Linked DNA regions of Mus musculus: region 2 is linked to region 1. The links are chromatin loops, found by intact Hi-C in ENCODE. Cell type or tissue: heart. All regions are shown on one strand.

Region 1 (8,000 bases):
GCCATTCTGAGATTGAAACACGTCCACCTGGAGCCCACGATCCCATGCTGATACTGGATCTCTGAGATGATATCAAAGACAGACAGGCAGACAGACAGACAGATGGAGCCTTGGGGCCCATGTCACAAGGAGCATATAGCCTACACTGTCAAGTATAGCTGAGCACAGGTAGGTTCAGCTGGGAGGTAGGGGACATTACTGGCCCAAGGCATGACATCCATCTTTCCAGAGAGCCAGGGGAACATGAGCCCCCCCTCCCTTTATCCCACTCTCTCTGTGCAGAGCAGTTCAAAGAGCTTGAAGCTTCTAGAAAATACTGCCAGGAACCAGGACAGAGAGCAGCAGGGCCCCGAGTCCCGGGCAGGAGAGGAAGGGCACTGCCTGCCGACAGGGACAGGAACAGGGACAGGGACAGACTGAGCTGTCCACAAAGTCAGCACAACAGGTGTGCTGGGCACAGGAGACCCAGGCCTGTAATTAAGGACTCTGGATGCCTGGTGTGAATTGCCCATTCACACCCTTGCAGGTGGCTCACACCTCTGAGGAGGAAATTGCAGGAAAAGAAAAGAAAAAACAAAACAAAACAAAACAAAACAAAACAAAAAACAAAAAAAACCAGTGTTCTATCTGGAGCCAGAGCCTGGCCAATCTGAGAGGCAGTGGATATCCCCACCCTTCGGGGACAGTCCCAGGAGGATGGTGGGCTCTACAATGGGAGCTAACTACAGCACCACAGAGCTGTGTGACCCTAGGCAAACTGCTTACCCTCTCTGTGCCTCCCAACTTGGACTTCATCAGCATTTTAGGGTAAGGCTCTGCCCAGTAGGGCTGCATATGTGGGTCGCATACTCTGTGAGCATCTTCTGCGTATCCACTGGGCACCAGGCTCCCGTGCACACTGTATGACTCTGGTGATATTGGACCTTACAGTCCAGAGTGGGGTTTTGTTCAGTAAGTAGATAATCACGTGGGCACATGCGTATCTCCACTTGGGGAGCTCGCAGGGAGAATGGGAAGGAGGGAGAGGAAGCTGGAGGGGCTACAGAGTCTCAAATCCAGGAGAAGCTCAACCTCTCCTGCCTGTGGGTGGGGTGGGGTGCGAGCAAGCGGCCAGCCGCGCAGGGAGCTTCTCTGGTGAGTACTACATAACCAGTGGCAGCTGGCAGAGCTGTGTGGGACTCAGGCTGATGAGTTTTCCTATCTTCAGATCCAAGGCTGTAGGCAGCTCACTTCAGGAGCTAGCTCACCACTGCCTGCCAGCCCATATGAACCATATCTGGGCCACGCATGGCCTAGAGTTTGTCAATGGTACCGCAGGCTGTGGTGAGCCAGGCGACAATGACAATCTGCAACAGCCAGTCTTAGGAGGGACCACAGGGCCTCTGGAGCTCCAGGGACACAGGCCCTGCCTCTGTGGGGCAATTTTCACATCCCAAGGGCTCTGCATTCTGGGAAGGTGGGCAACAGTAGGGAATACTTTACAGAGGAGACTGAGGCAGAGGGATGGTCTGGGACAGACAAGGAGCCAACAGTAAGGGCCTTCCCTTTTTTCCTTCCTTCCTTCCTTCCTTCCTTCCTTTCCTTCCTTCCTTTCTTAAAGGCATGTGCCACCACTGTCCAGCAGGCCTTCCCACAGAACAGCCATGCACCTAGACTCCCCGGTCACTGGCTGGGGACCAGGGAAAACACTCAGGCCACCTAGGAATAGGCTGTTTCTATTATATGTACTGTTAGCTATCCTCTGTAGCATCAGTGTGGTGTCTTTTGAGGAAGGAGGCACATAGCTTGTAGGCCTGGGACAGCTCAGGCGTGTTCCTCATCCTCTCAGGTACAGGCAAGGAAGAAGCTAATCTGCCCTCACACAGATGGCCTGCACCCCATGGCGAGGAAGGCAAAGTAAAGGACCTGTAGGTGAGGGGCAGAGATGGGGAGCGGAACAAGAGCACCCTAACCAGACAGCGAAGGGACAGTGCTTTTTCTATACCTCGAGAATGAAAACGTGTGAGCAGAAACTGCCCAGGGGATCTGCGGAGGGCTGTAAGAGGCCGTGGCTGTGCATCCTCCCTGCCTGCCACTCAGGCCTTCTCTTTCCCACCTTGGACTCCTGACACTAGGCTTCCAAAATTCCAAGCTGAGTCCACAGGGACCAAAGGGGAGCCTATGGCTTGGCAAGCTCCCTGTCTCCACCCCAAAGTGAGGAAGGAGAGGCCCCAAAGATGCTACAGTCACTTGGGGGGAAAGAAACCACTGGACGGCACAGCCTAAACTGTGCCCGCCAGACTGAGAATGATGCTAGTGACCCTCCCTCCCTCCTGTCTGTCTGTCCATTCCTCCCCCAGGCAGGAACAGGGAGGTAGCAGGAGTCAAGTTACAGTTCCACACCAACAGAGGAGAAAACTGAGCAAGGCTGGGTGGGCTGGCTTCCAAACATCCTAACCTTCCTCCCTGCCCCCTGTGAAAACCAAGCATCAGCTTTCAGAATGGACACTGCCTTTCCTGAAATTAGAGACTCTGGGTAAGGCCGTCCCAAGGAAGGCAATGGGGGGGGGGCCCTTGGGGCTTGTGCCCATGGCTGCAGCTACACAGCCTGAGCTGCAGTGTGTACACACACACGGTGCACAGACACTCTGAGCAGCCCTGCTGGTCCTTCCACAGGGTAGAGGGGCCTGGGCAGGCGGGTCCTCCAAGCATCCTTGGGGCTGATGGGAGATGATGAGAGAAGCCACTAAGAACCTCTGGGATTCTGCACTGTGGGTAAAGACACAGGTAGTGCTCCTACAGTTTGGGTGATGCTGAACCACAGTCACCAGCCACTGCGACTGCCCCCTCACAGAGCCTCACAGCCTCTCTCTTCCCTGGCCCTCTACAGACAGCGGCAGAAGAGAGGATACTCCGGACACAGGTGCCTTCCCTGGGGTCCTAGCACAGTGCTTCATACAAACACACATTCACCGATGTCCTCACCAAGACAACCTGGGGATGACAAGTCCTTTTATAAACATGGGAGGAAAACAGATATACAAGACCAAGCTCTGGTCAGAGCCCTGAAAGCCACATGGCCAGCTTAGATGTGCAGTCTTGAGCAGGCTGTGCCTCGAGTTCACTTTGGCCAGCTTCAAGTTCACTTTGGCCACAGCAGAAGCCCTCCCATGCCCAGGGCTGCGAGTTCCAAGCCAGCCAGCATGGCAGGCACCAGGCACAGAGCCCAGCACACAGGCACATACCAGGAACGTGGGTTGTGACTCCGGGTGTATCTACCATGAGAAGCGCCCCCAATCCTGCCTGACACAGTAGGTCAACCAGTTCTCCCAAACCCTGAAGCCTTCCTTCCCCTCAGTCAGTGACCTTCCGCTGGCCGGTGGGTGGCTTTGTGTAGAATCAGAGCTGAGGCACGGGCCTCGCATCCCTGGGAAAGTCTCACAGTGACCCCTGCTGTCCACCACTGCAATCGGCCCCAGCTCTCTATCTATCCACTGGGAAGCTAACAAAAGCGAGGCAGTGCCTGTCCAGGACAGTTCCAGCTTCAGGGGTTTAGGACCGCTCAGTCAGAACAATGGCGGAGGGGAAGAGACGCCGAGTGTAAGTACATTCCGCAGACACTAATTCCCTGTCTGCTAAAGAGGAAGTATAATACACAGATCAAACAAAGCACCTTCCCCTGCCTTGCAGTCTATTGTTTCCCTGGATAAATGTCATCCCTGATACACCGTGGATCCGGGCGACACTGTCATCTTGGAGGGATGTGGTTCCTGATCAACACGCACGGTTCTTAGCAACTCCTTTTGAAGCGGCAGCTGTGAGATTGGGACTCTTTAAAAAAAAAAAAAAAAAAAAAAAAAAAGAGGCAGAGGCACCACAGGCGAGCCGGGAGCTAACACTCTCCCTCTCTTTTTGACTGTTGTGCCGGATGCTGGTATGTGGGGAAAAAAGAAAAGAAAAAGAAAAAAGCGCCCCTTGTCCCAGACTGTGACCCGTATCACTAGGCACCGGAGCTCAGACATCAGAGGGGACAGCATGCAGCACTGATTGAGCTGACTGCAGCGGTGAACACCCCCACCCCAGGGGATGGGGAAGAACAGGGAGAAAAGGGATGGGTTTTGAAGCCGATTCCCCAAGCAGCATCCCATCTCTTAACCTCCCAGCAAGAGGAGAGACGCAAGCCTCACAAAGATAATTCCCTCTCTAACTTAGCACTTGTCATGTAGCCTTGCAAGACGCAGACAGGTCATTCTACCAGAGACATCACCCGAGACAGTGACAAGCAGAGGCTGAGCGCTCCTGACATGGCTCCTCCCCAGGCAGAGCCTCAGCAGGCCACGGTGGGGGGGGGGGGCGGGGTGGAGGGGCACTCAAGGCCCCTGTGTTCTCCAAAATCCCAGCTGAACCTCGGCGAATGGCACAGAAAGGTTAAACGCCCCACCTCATGCTCTGAGAACGCGTGCCTTGGGGTGCCTCATGATCCAGTGCCCCCTCATGGGATCACAGAAATGTCTCCTTTAACTTGAGACTCAATACAGGGCCACCCAAGTGAAAATGCTCTTCTATGCACATATGGGGTGGTCAGCCTGAGGCCTGTGTGGATCAGACTGTAAGAGTTCACATACAGAGGGAGGAGACATGGCTGCCTCAGTGGTTAAAAGCACTGGGTGCTCTTCCAGGGGACCCGGGTTCATTCCCAGCACCCAAATGGCAGCTCAGTGGTCACTCCAGTTGCAGGTGATCTCATGCCCTCCTCTGGCCTCTGGAGGCACTGCATGCACACAGTTCGTGAGTGGAAGTTACATGCTCATACATAAAACAAAAAGGTTGGGGAAAAAAGAATTTAAACTGATGGACCACCTTTCAAACCACGAGCAGAATGAGCCTGACGAAACCCAGGCTCCTGCATCAGGCTCCTGTGTGCCGTCACGGCCAGGGAAGGAGAGCCCTGAAGTTAAAGACAACCTACCCCTGTCCCAGCCAGGCTGTCTTTGACTCTCGTCACTTGCCTGGGCCCTAAGCCGAGACTGCATCCTGTACTAACAGACCATGGCCTGTGTTCTGTATGTCACATTCACTGTCCTCCCAAAATGGCTTTTTCCAGAGAGCAACTGAGGCCAGTATCTTAATCCCATGAGGACAACAGGGTCCTCTGGGGACCTGAGGTGAAGGTCCCAGTGTCTGGGACCCACCTTGAAGGAAATGACTCTCCAGGAGCAAAGCCTGCATGGAGGGATATCGGTAAATCCCACAGGGGAACCACAGGCTGCAGCCACCAGAACTGCTATCTCTCCTGATATCTGGGGACAGTGCTAAAGTACAGGCACACACCCAGACATCCTCCTGCCTCTGAGAAGGGAGGTCAGGGCACTCTTGTACCATAATCTCTGAGATTACGGAAGCCAGACCAAAGGCAAAGTTTAGAAAGCCCCATTGTGGGCTTAAAGCACTATCAGTCAGGACCTGGGAAGCCTCGCAGCCTCCAGGGGGCGCTGTGCACACAGCCCAGTGTGGGGACCTACCTGAAAAGCTCCCGGATCTCCCTCTGGTTGGCCTGGAAGGGGATATTCCGCACCAGGATCTTGGAGGTCGTCTGCTTCTTGGGGACCTGCTTCTTCCGAGTTGATGTCAAGGCAGGCCTGGAATGGGGTGGGGGAAAACACCAGGTCATCTGGGCTGCCAACTGCTTGTACCTAGACCAATCCTGTCACCTGCCCACAGAAAACACCTCCTGGTCATTGCAAGTGGCCTCCAGAAGGGGCCAGGATGAAAGCACAGGAAGTCAGCCCATCCTCCGCTTGGGGTGATGGGAATGGAGTTATCTTCTCCCCTGAACAGCGTAGCCCATTGCTGCTGTCCTTGAACAAGGACCATAAGAAGGAAGGAACGCCATGAGGGAGGGCCTCAAGCATTCTGGGCCAGCACTTTACCCTCGGGCTACACTCCCAGCCCCATCTCCTCCTTTTATGATAAAAATGGTCACTGACTGGTTCAGACGGGCAGGGAAGCGGGTATGAAAGTTGGCAAGAGAAACCTTAATTGTGAAGAACCCCAAGTGGCTGAGGAATTGGGGTGTGTAGGTGGCAGAGGTGGGGCATTTAAGAACCATGAGACACCAGGACAATCAGCACCAAGGTCAGACCAAGGTCAGACACAGAGAGCTGCCACCCACCCAAGGACAGAGAAGACATCTGAGGACTCACTTAGTGGCCCGTTCAGAGATCCGTACTTCCAGCTTATGGCCGTCCACAGTGTGACCCTAGAACACAGAAAGACCAGGCCTGGTCACTAACCCATCCTTGCCCTTTTCCAGCACACAGCCTGTCTCAGGCAGAGGGGCTGGTGGGAACCAAGGACAGAGATGGCTTTAACACAAAAGCAGTCCTGAGCCAAGCAGCCAGTGGCCAGAGAGGGCCAGTCTCCTAGGAATTCCGAACCTCCTAGCTACTCAGGGAGCTATTTCTACCACAGAGGCATATTCAGGGAGAGGAGCCTGCAGGTCTGGCTTGCAGAGAGCTCGCTCTAGTTCATAGGCTCTTTATGGAAGGCTCTAACCCACCCGAGCCACAGGTAAGCTAGGCTGGAACTGCAGTCCCCAGCTGCAAAGCTGCTGCATTAGCAAAATGACCCCTGGAAATCCCTCCGATATCCCAGGAAACGCAGCGAGTGGGGCTTTGGACGCCCTATCCCTGGCAGTGATGTGCACACATGTTTGTGCACAGGAGAGCACATGGCACACATGCAAATGCTGCACCACCAACTTGAGAACCACCAAAGAGAAAATATGGACCACAATCTTCAGAGTTTAATTTGAATCTCAGACAAGATCTGGGACCGCAGTGCGGATTTCTAGTAAGCAAAAGACAAAACCTCACAGGGCCCATGCTGAGCTGTGGCCTCTGCCCTGCATGGCCTGATGACTGTCAATGCAGGGGGCTCTACTGTTATTTTTCTTGATACAGGGTCTACTATATAGATCAGGCTAGCCTAAGACCTGCTATGTAGACCAGGCTGGTCCGGAACTCAGAGATCCTCCTGAGTACCGGCCTTGTGGCTGTTTTCTAAGCAAGGTTCAGGTCCCTCTAGGGCTGCCACGGGCCACAGGCCACAGGCCTGCTCTTGCTGTGGAGGATCACAATCTGCCTTTGTCTTAGCCCCTCTCCCGACTTGTTCCTTGATCCAAGCTAGGGTGATGCCTTGTGATGGGATGCAAGGGTTCCCCATTACCCCCAGGCTTCACAGCAGCTCAGGAAACAGTCCCAAAACTCCAGTTAGAGCTTGCTCGGTCTTCCGCTGCCTTCAAGTCTGGTGCTAGCCCTCCAAAGGACCTAAGGCTAAAGCTGGGCGACTACACCTCCTTCCTCCATCCCAGTATCCTGTTCTCCATCCTGCCCATCATGCTGACTTCTCTGCCTCTCACATCTACAAAGCTCATCCCTGTCTCAGAGTCCCTGCTGTCCCCACCTTCTAGCTGCTCCCTCCCAGAGCTCTGAGCAGGTGACTTCTGTCATGACAGGTACTAGTCTCCTGTCACCTCCTTAAGGAGCCCTCTTTGTGTTTTCTGCAGTATCCCCCAGGGAGGCGTGATTTCCATGGAGCGCCCGTGACCATGCTCTTGCGCATCTGTCCAGGTCTGAAGCCCGTCTTTCCCAGCAGAGGGAGGAGCAAGCACATCTGGTTCAGTCATGTCCAATAGACACACGGGCCTGAGTGTGTATACAGCCCCACTCGCTGCGTTTCCTGGGATATCGCAGGGATTTCCTGGGGTCATTTTGCTAATGCAGCAGCTTTGCGTCTAGGGACTGCAGTCAGAGCCTAGCTTATGGGTGGCTCAGGTGGGTTAGAACACACCATAGAGCCTGCAGAATAGAGCGAGCATGTTTGGAATCGTGGTAAACAAACAAGCAAGTCAAAGTGACCACGGAGGGTGAGAGAGGCCCTTACTCTTTCTTGGACTCCCTTGGGCCCTGGTCTCACCATGGTGACCCAGGAATCCCTGTCTTACCTGGAGCTGCTTGAGG
Region 2 (8,000 bases), 300 kb before region 1:
GGCTTCTAGGAGACAAATGGCCTTCCCACTCAGCCTTTCACAGACTTTGTTCTACCAAGTTTCCCTGGACCTCCACTGGCACCTGCAGGACACTGTCTTGGGGCAGGTGAGGGTATAGTCCTTCCTCGCTGTGGCCCTGGGCCCTTGCAGGCATCTGGGATGCTAAAATGCGCTCATGAGAGCGGGACTGAGGTCGGCCAAGTGAGACTTTCTCAAGAACTTTCTTGTTAAGTTGTCTGGTGTGTGTATGTGTACATGTGTGTGTGTGCATCTGTATGTGTGGTGTGTACATGTATGTGGGGGTGTACATGTGTGCGGGTGTACTTGTGTGCGTGGGTGAGAGTTGGGGATGGGGTCCAAACACAGGAACCAATTCCCTGAACCTTTCTCTTCCGTCCCAGCGTGAGCTCTGCTGTGCCCACGAATGGAGCTCCCTGATGCCCTGGGACTCAAGTGTCCCACACAGACACGTGGCTGGAGTACCTAAGCAGCTGGAGACTCCTCTCTCCTCTCGAGTCCCCTCCCCTCCTCCTCTACTCTTCCTCTTTCCCCTTTCCATCCCTTTCCCCATGTCCTTCCTTCTTTCTTCTCCTTACTTCCCCATCCCCCAGCTGCTGTCACAGCCTGTCTTCAGAAAAGCCAGGGACCAGTCCTCAGCTTTCTAAACAGGACTCTCTACAAACTTCACACACTGCCAGAAAGCCATCAGGGGTTCTGGTGGAGATGGGGTTGGGGTTACAACCCCCCTCTCCCCACACAGTGCTTTTAGAATCTACCACAGCCAGGGCACCCCAGAGGAACAGAAAGGGAACCCGATGCATGTGTGGGCTGAGTCATAGTTGTGTGACCTTGGGCAAGTCCCTCAACCTTTGTTAGCTTCCTGAGGGGACAACAACACCTTCCAGGATGCTTGCAGAGAAGTCACTGGGAAGGTGTTTATTCTAGTGCTCCGGAGCCAGCAGGAAGTAGGCAAGGCCTGATAGGTTTGTTAAAATCAAAACAACAAAACCCACACAAAACCAAGCTGCTCATCTGGTCAAGGAACTAGAGACTAAATATGGCTCTGTCTAGACCAATGGCTCTCAACCTTCCTAATGCTGAGACCCTTTAACACAGTTCCTCATGTTGTGGTGACCCCCTGCCCCCAACCATACAATTACTTCATCGCTACTTCATAACTGTAATTTTGCTACTGTTATGAATCACAATGTAAATATCAGATATGTGACCCCCCCCCCCAAAGAGGCCATCTGCAGGTTAAAAACCAATGGTCTAGAAGGTTGTCATGAACCTGAAAGATGTTCTGAGCTGGCAGGTAACCCCATGGCTGTGCTCTGAGCACAACGCTGGGCTTCAAAAGTCAAAGGAAGACCAACAGAGTCTCCTAACTGGACCCTTGGGGCTCTCAGAATCTGATTCACCAACCAAAGAACATACAAGGGCTGGACCTAGGCTTCCTATTCATATCTAGCTGATGTACAGCTTGACCTTCATGTGGGTCCTGAATAACTGGAATGGGGGCTACCCCAAAAGCTGTTGCCTGTACTTGGAATGTGTTCTACTAGCTGGGCTGCTTTGTCTGACCTCAGTGGGAGAGGAAGCACCTAGTTGCACAGAGATTTGAAGTGGTAGGGTTGGGGTGCGGGGTGGTGTGTGTGGGGAGGGAGGATACCCAGGAAAAAGAGGCTGGACAGACCTCTCCTCACCACAGTGCCTGGCATTCCGGGTGATGGGTTTTTCTGCCTTTTGTTGATCTGAACGCTCGATACAGTTCTCCATAATGAGCAGCTGGCTGTTATCTGGTGACGACCTAAGAGCTTCTAAGAGGTGCATGCAAAGGGGAAATTTTGGCCACCTTGCAGGAATCTTTCGAGGGCCACAAGGACCATGGAACAGGTTCCTCTTCTTGAGCTCATTTCAAGCAGCTCATTCTCCCTGTCCCCAAACCCTCTTCACCGATGCTAAAGTGGACCAGCTCCCCCTCCTGAGCGTGAGTGACAAGGGACCCAAAGGTGGACACTTCCACTCATTTCCACACCGTTTCTGCCTGTCTGGGCCTATCAGGCCTAAATAGGAAGGGAGGGAATGAAGCAGTCGTCCCAGCTTCTGCTTCTCCAAGATAGGAAACTGGGGCAGAGAAGAGAGAGGCTTTGTTTTTAGGTGTGGTCTCAGGTCTCCTAAATCATATTCAACCCGAGTGATTAGAGTACTCACTCACCCAGAATACATGAAGTCATGGGTTCGATCCCTAACCCCCCCCCCCACAGCAGTCACAGTGGGGCACACCTGTAATCTCTGTGCTAAGGAGGCATTGCCTCAAGTTCGAGGCTAGCCTGGGGTTATATAGCAAGACTCTGTCCCAAAACACAAAGCAACGGCAACAGCAACAGCAACAGCAGCAGCAGCAGCAACAACAACAACAACAACATCAACAAAAGTCATAGCCATTTCTGTCTGTCTAAAGGCAGTGCACACTCCACAAGGCTTGAAGAACCACAGGCTCACTCTCCAGAACCCGTCCTCCCCAGCAGCCTTAAAGATGACTGTACCTTGCTGGGCACATGACCATAGCATTTTCTGCTTTTGTTTGCAGCCATCTGGAAATCACATGCAATATAAATAGGGATGAACTCAGAATCCCACGCTGGAGAGATGGCTCAGCGGTTAAGAGCACTGACTGCTCTTTCAGAGGTCCTGAGTTCAAATCCCAGCAACCACATGGCGGCTCACAACTGTCCATAGCTCCAAGATTTGACACCCTCACATTCAGACATACATGCAGGCAAAACACCAATGCACATGAAATAAAAATAAATAAATAAATAAAATTAAAAAAAGAAGAAATTAGAATCTCTCCCAGTCCCCACCCCCTCTATGAGACAAGGTCTCACTATGTAGCTCAGACTGGCCTAGAACCTGCTATCCTCTTACCTCAGCTTCCCAAGTGCTGGGATTTATAGGTGTACATCCGGAATGCTAGACTACACTTCTTTTTGACATAATTGAAGGAGACAGAAACAAGCACCTGTTCATTTCTCAGTCATCCTGAAGACCTACTATGCACCTGGCTGGCTTGTGATCTGGATCAAAGCACCAGAGACAATTGTCCACTACAGAAAGTCCCCAAATGGGACTAGCAAGAGGGATCAGTTGGTAGAGGCGTTTGCTACAAAGTCTGATGCATGTGAGTCCCATCCCCGGGATCCATCTGGAGGAAGGGTCCCAAATGTTGTCCTCTGGTCTCTGCACACACATACACACACACACACACACACACACACACACACACACACACACACACACACACACAGAGTAAAAAAAAAAATGAAATAAAAAAAGGAACAAAACTAAAGCTAAAGCCACTAGCTTAGTTGTCCTTAACCTTCCTAAGGCTGTGACTTTTTAATACACTTCCTCACATTGTGGTGATCCCTGACCATAAAATTATTTCTGGTGCTACTTCATAACTGTAATTATGTAATTATAATGTAACTATCTGTGTTTTCTGATAGTCTCAGGTGAGCCCTGTGAAAGGTTTGTTGTCTTTTTTTTTTCTCCTGGGGGTCTCGACTCATAGTTTGAGAATTACTGCCCTAGTGGGTGGGGGAGGGGTCTTTGTAACTGTCAAGTTGTAATTTTGGGGACACCTACCCTGACTCTCAAGATACTGGATGAAAAAAAGACCACACAGAGTTGAGGGAAAAAAGAATTTTTTTATTAATCTTTCTTTTTTGTTAAAAAAAAGTTGATTTTTTTTTGTTTTTTTTTTTGTTTGTTTGTTTTTGTATTTTTTTGTGTGTGTTTTATTTTGTTGTTGTTGTTTTTTTTTGTAAACCTCTTTCTGGCTCCCCTCCCCAACTCTGCCCCACCCTCCTCTTAAAAATATAAAAATGTCCAGCCCCAGATAACTAGAGTACAATAAATAAACAGTAGACACAAAAACATACTTTATTTGTTTCTTCTTTATACAAAATAAGGAAACTAGAAGCGTCCGACTTCCAAAAAAGTATAATACTGTTCGTCCTGATGGCCCAGCCTCCAGGTCCCGGGCAGGGAGAGTGATCCGTGGGCAAATGCTCAATGACTTGGCGCCCGGCTCAGGGTCAGAGCAGGGTGGGAGGGTTCGAATCCTGCCAGGCCCCTCAGACTCAAAGTATGGAGGAGCAGGGAGTTGGGCTCAGGAAGGCCAGGCCCAGACCGCGCACCTTCCTAGACAAGCTGACATTGAGCCACCAGGGGGCGCCAACTCGCAGGTGGATTTGTCTTCCTGCAAAGCCACCATTCACCGGCGGTCCTCCTCATTTTTCTTCTCTGGCTGAGCTTTCCTCAGCTCGCTCGCGCTCTCTCTCTCTCTCTCTCTCTCTCTCTCTCTCTCTCTCTCTCTCTCTCTCTCTCTCTCTCTCTCTCTCTCTCTCTCTCTCTTTCTCTCCCCCTTTCAACCTCTCTTTCTTTCTTTCCTTCCTTCCTTCCTTCCTTCTTTCTTTCTTTTTTTAAAAGAGAAAGTGAGAAATAGGATTTCACAATGCCTCGGCTCGCAGGGAGGGGTAGTGCCATGGTCTCCGCTCCTTGGCCTCATCCCCCTCTCTTAGTTCAAGGAGGTGATGATGGGTGGGGGATCCGGAGGGCTTCTAAGATGTGCTTGGAATCTCGACCCTTCAGAATATTGACTTTGGTCCCGAGAAATTGCGCAGGCGCGTGCCAAAGCTCTGAGGGGTGGTGATGCGAGTGGCCTGGTTGGGTGCGAACCCACGAGAGGACTCTTGAGGCTTACCCAGGCGGCGTCCCGTCCCGGGCTTGGTGGCAGGGGGACAACTCAGCCCCTCGGCCTTACCATACGGCCGCTTCGTTGAGCTCAGGGTTGGGGTGCGACAGGGGTCCACTGTAGCCGCTGGTGCCGCTCATGGGGAAGGGCGGGCTGGGCCCGCCGCTGAACACCTCTCCCGGCATGGGGTGCAGCGCACCGGGCAGGCCCGGCTCGGGGCTCGGCGTGTCCGGATGCGAGATCATGTCGGTGAATCTGGGGTTGTCCGCGCCGTGAGGCCCGGCCAGCGGCGGTTCCAGCGCGCCCAGCGGCGTCGAGCCAGGTCCCGATGCTGCCAGGAAGCTGGAGTCGGCAGGGGACTGCGCCTGTGACGGCGGACCGTGCGCGAAGAAATCGTAATTGCCTCCCGGAGCGTAGTAGTCACTTTGGTAGTCTGCGGGAGGGAAAAGGGATAAGAGACCGTGTGAGGACAGACTGCCAGGGCCGATAGGGACCTAGGGGACCACGCGAAGGCGACTCGAGGATGCGAAGGCCAGGGCGCCCAGATAGGGCTGTCAGTACATATATGCTGAGGGTGTGTGAGAACATGCCACTGATTCTAGGTTAGACCGAGACATTGGGTGGCTCTGAGAGACTCAGGGAGAAAGCCTTGAGGTTGGGAAGAGGACCGAGGAGGACCATGGGTAAGGCTGGGAAGTAACAGAGAGAAATAAACGGAGAGACCGAGGGACTGAGAGAGACATAGATACTACCAGGACGCTGAGCAATGAGGGACACAGGCGAGGGAGGCGAGAAATCGCTGGCTCCCAAACACACAGAGAGGAGGAAATAGCCCTAGAGGCCAGAGGCGTAAAGTCAAGGGAGAGATGGAGAGATGAACCGGGTTGGTGGGGAGGTGATAGAAACTAGTCCCAGACGTGTCACCCTACTCTGAACAGCTAAGTACACGCAGAGGCGTAAGCGCAAGTACAGGAACAAACAAACAAACAAGCCGCGGTAAGGGTGCAAGGTGAAAGAAAGACTATGTGGGTAAAAAGACAGATGGGCACAGAGATAGAGAGACAGTAGACTGAGAGGAACAGGAATTGCCTTAGGCTGGGTGGCTTTAAGAAAGGAGCCTGGGGACCGAATGGCTGCTGCCAGCTCAAAGCACCAAAGTGGTTCAGAACGGGGTTGGGGCCCCAGCCAAAGAAGCAGGACCCGGCAGCGGCCAGAGCGCATGAAGCGGCGCTTTGGCCCAGGGCGCAAAGGGCGCAGAGCCAGGGACAGCGTCAGTGTCTTCTCTGGCATTTTTGCTAGTCTTGCCTAGAATTGAGAAAGCCAAGCTCAGTGTCTGTCACTGAGGGGCCCGAGGTCAGGGCCACTTGCGGGTTTCGTGTGTGTGTGTGTGTGTGTGTGTGTGTGTGTGTGTGTTTGTGTGTGTTTGTGTGTGTGTGTGTGGGGGGGGGCGTCTAGAGCCTCATGAGCCTTGCTAGGACACCCAGGATATTCTTGAAGTATTTGGGGACAGAGATCTTTGGAAGAGAGTTGACACAAATAAATGCACATCCTTCCCACAAATTCAGGGATGCAGGATTCATAGGTCAGGCGTTCAAACCATCACAAGAAATTGCTTTTGTGAGCACCCTCTGGCCTCCCCATTGATCACAGTTTCTTCCACCTCCAAATCGGGGCCCCTCCAAGATTAGGGTGCAGGACCCCACCAAAAGGAGCGCCTAACAGCCTGTTGAAAGAGACAACTCGCTTTGTAGAGCAGGGAAAACCGGCGACCTAGAGGTCAGGGTCTCTTCTGAAAACCCGCACCCTTTGCTCAGCCCTGGGGTCCGAGTTCACCGGCGGGTTCTGGATGTCATTGTCACCCCGCCCCTCTTTTTTCTTTTTCGGAAACCCTGAAACATATCCAAATCGGGGGTGGGGGTGGGTGGGAGGAGGGTTGTCTGGAGACCTTCCTGGAGTGGAGGTAGTTAAGGTAACAGCTAAAACGGCCGCCAGTTACTTTTTGAAAAAACTCAAATTCCATTCTGACCGAAAGCGAGGAAGGTTGAGAGAGAGACGAATTTGGGGGCCCTCAAAGGAACGGAAAGGAAGCGCGCTAAGCAGGGAAGGCCGTGGCTCTAGAGCCGTGCGCGCCGCCTCCGCCCATATGGCGGCCGGGCCGGAGGTAATTGGAACAAACGCTGTCTGAAAAGGGCACAAAAGCCGCAGCTGGGGCTTTGTCCGAGCTCCCACGGGGAGCCGCGGGCCCCGCCACCCGGCCCCTTTCTCGCCCGCTGACGGCCGCCGCCACCGGGATCTCCCAGTGCGGATTAGGCGGGGCTGCCGGGCTGGGGGTTGGGGGGCAGCGCCCCCATCCCCTTTTCAGAGAAAAAGAGGGTTCTGGTGTTCTGTCCCCCACCCTAACCCTCAGGTCTGCAGAGAGGGTAAGGTCGGCAGGATTAGATCAATGCAGGGTGGGCTGGTCTCCCTGAAACCTTGATTAACTACTCAGGTTGGGGCTGGGGGGGGTTGTTTCTAGGCTGGTACCGCCCCCACTATCTCCGGGCTTCGGGTCAATTTTTTTTTTTTTTTGGGGTGGAGAAGATAAGCTAGGTGGAAAGATTAGACACCCTAGGTCACGCCCATCGCCCCACAGTTCCGGCTCCCCAGTCCGCACCCCCCATCCCCCGGCGCGCCACCACATTAAAAATCACCGCTTCACGTTTTGCCAGTGATTTTCAGGGACCTTGGACTGGTCTACAGATGAACTTTCCAGACTTCCGCACATGGACGTCCGGCTTGGGGTTCTCTTACTCTCTCTACCCGGCTTTGCCTGGCTTCACCGCCACTCTACTTCAGCATTGTTTCTGAATCCACCTTTTAAAGAGAATTGCTTTTTTTTTTTTTTTTTTTTTTTTTTTTTTTTTTTTTTTTTGCCTCTGAAACTGGGTTTGGAGCCCCCAAGCAAGCCAAGGGCTCAGGGATGTTGGCTATAGACACTCCCGATGGATCCACAGATTGCAAAGCTCGGCGGTCCAGAGAAATGCAAATCCCCACAGAGGGCTCTGAGACCGGGAGGGTAGCCGGGCAGTTCCCTCCTTCCTCAGGGAGCTGGCCACAGCGAGGAACTAAGGAAGATGGGGTACCGGGATGGGGCACAAGTCCCAGGGAACAAGAGAAGAAAGGGACCAAGGAAGCAGGGTTGAGTCTATTAACAACTTCCTCCGTGCAAACCTGCCTGTCAATCTTCCCAGACTCAAAG

What was found. Peaks named below come from ENCODE experiments on the same cell type or tissue, not always from the same donor. Only the 100,000 strongest peaks of a DNase experiment are listed, where the experiment ranks them.
Region 2: a loop joins it to region 1, with 9 times the contacts of the local background. A loop is called at or near these places in 17 of 42 quality-filtered maps.

What each region holds. Positions count from the first base shown.
Region 1 is chr5:120,141,615-120,149,614 of GRCm38, reverse strand. It overlaps Rbm19 (RNA binding motif protein 19), which reads right to left. Exons shown (of 24, transcript NM_028762.1): 19 at 7,985-8,000; 20 at 6,183-6,238; 21 at 5,502-5,618. Among named protein-coding and RNA genes, the nearest start is that of Gm10390, 6.4 kb to the right of the region's middle. In heart, CTCF peaks have their summits at 3,434 (motif pointing left), 4,741 (motif pointing left) and 5,458 (motif pointing right); no DNase peak of the experiment used is centred here; H3K27ac peaks cover 1,687 bases.
Region 2 is chr5:120,437,153-120,445,152 of GRCm38, reverse strand. It overlaps Lhx5 (LIM homeobox protein 5), which reads right to left. Exons shown (of 5, transcript NM_008499.5): 5 at 3,696-5,195. The coding sequence ends at 4,828. Among named protein-coding and RNA genes, the nearest start is that of Lhx5, 9.3 kb to the right of the region's middle. In heart, a CTCF peak has its summit at 4,219 (motif pointing right); a DNase peak (open chromatin) is centred at 4,182; H3K4me3 peaks cover 1,714 bases; H3K27me3 peaks cover 7,014 bases.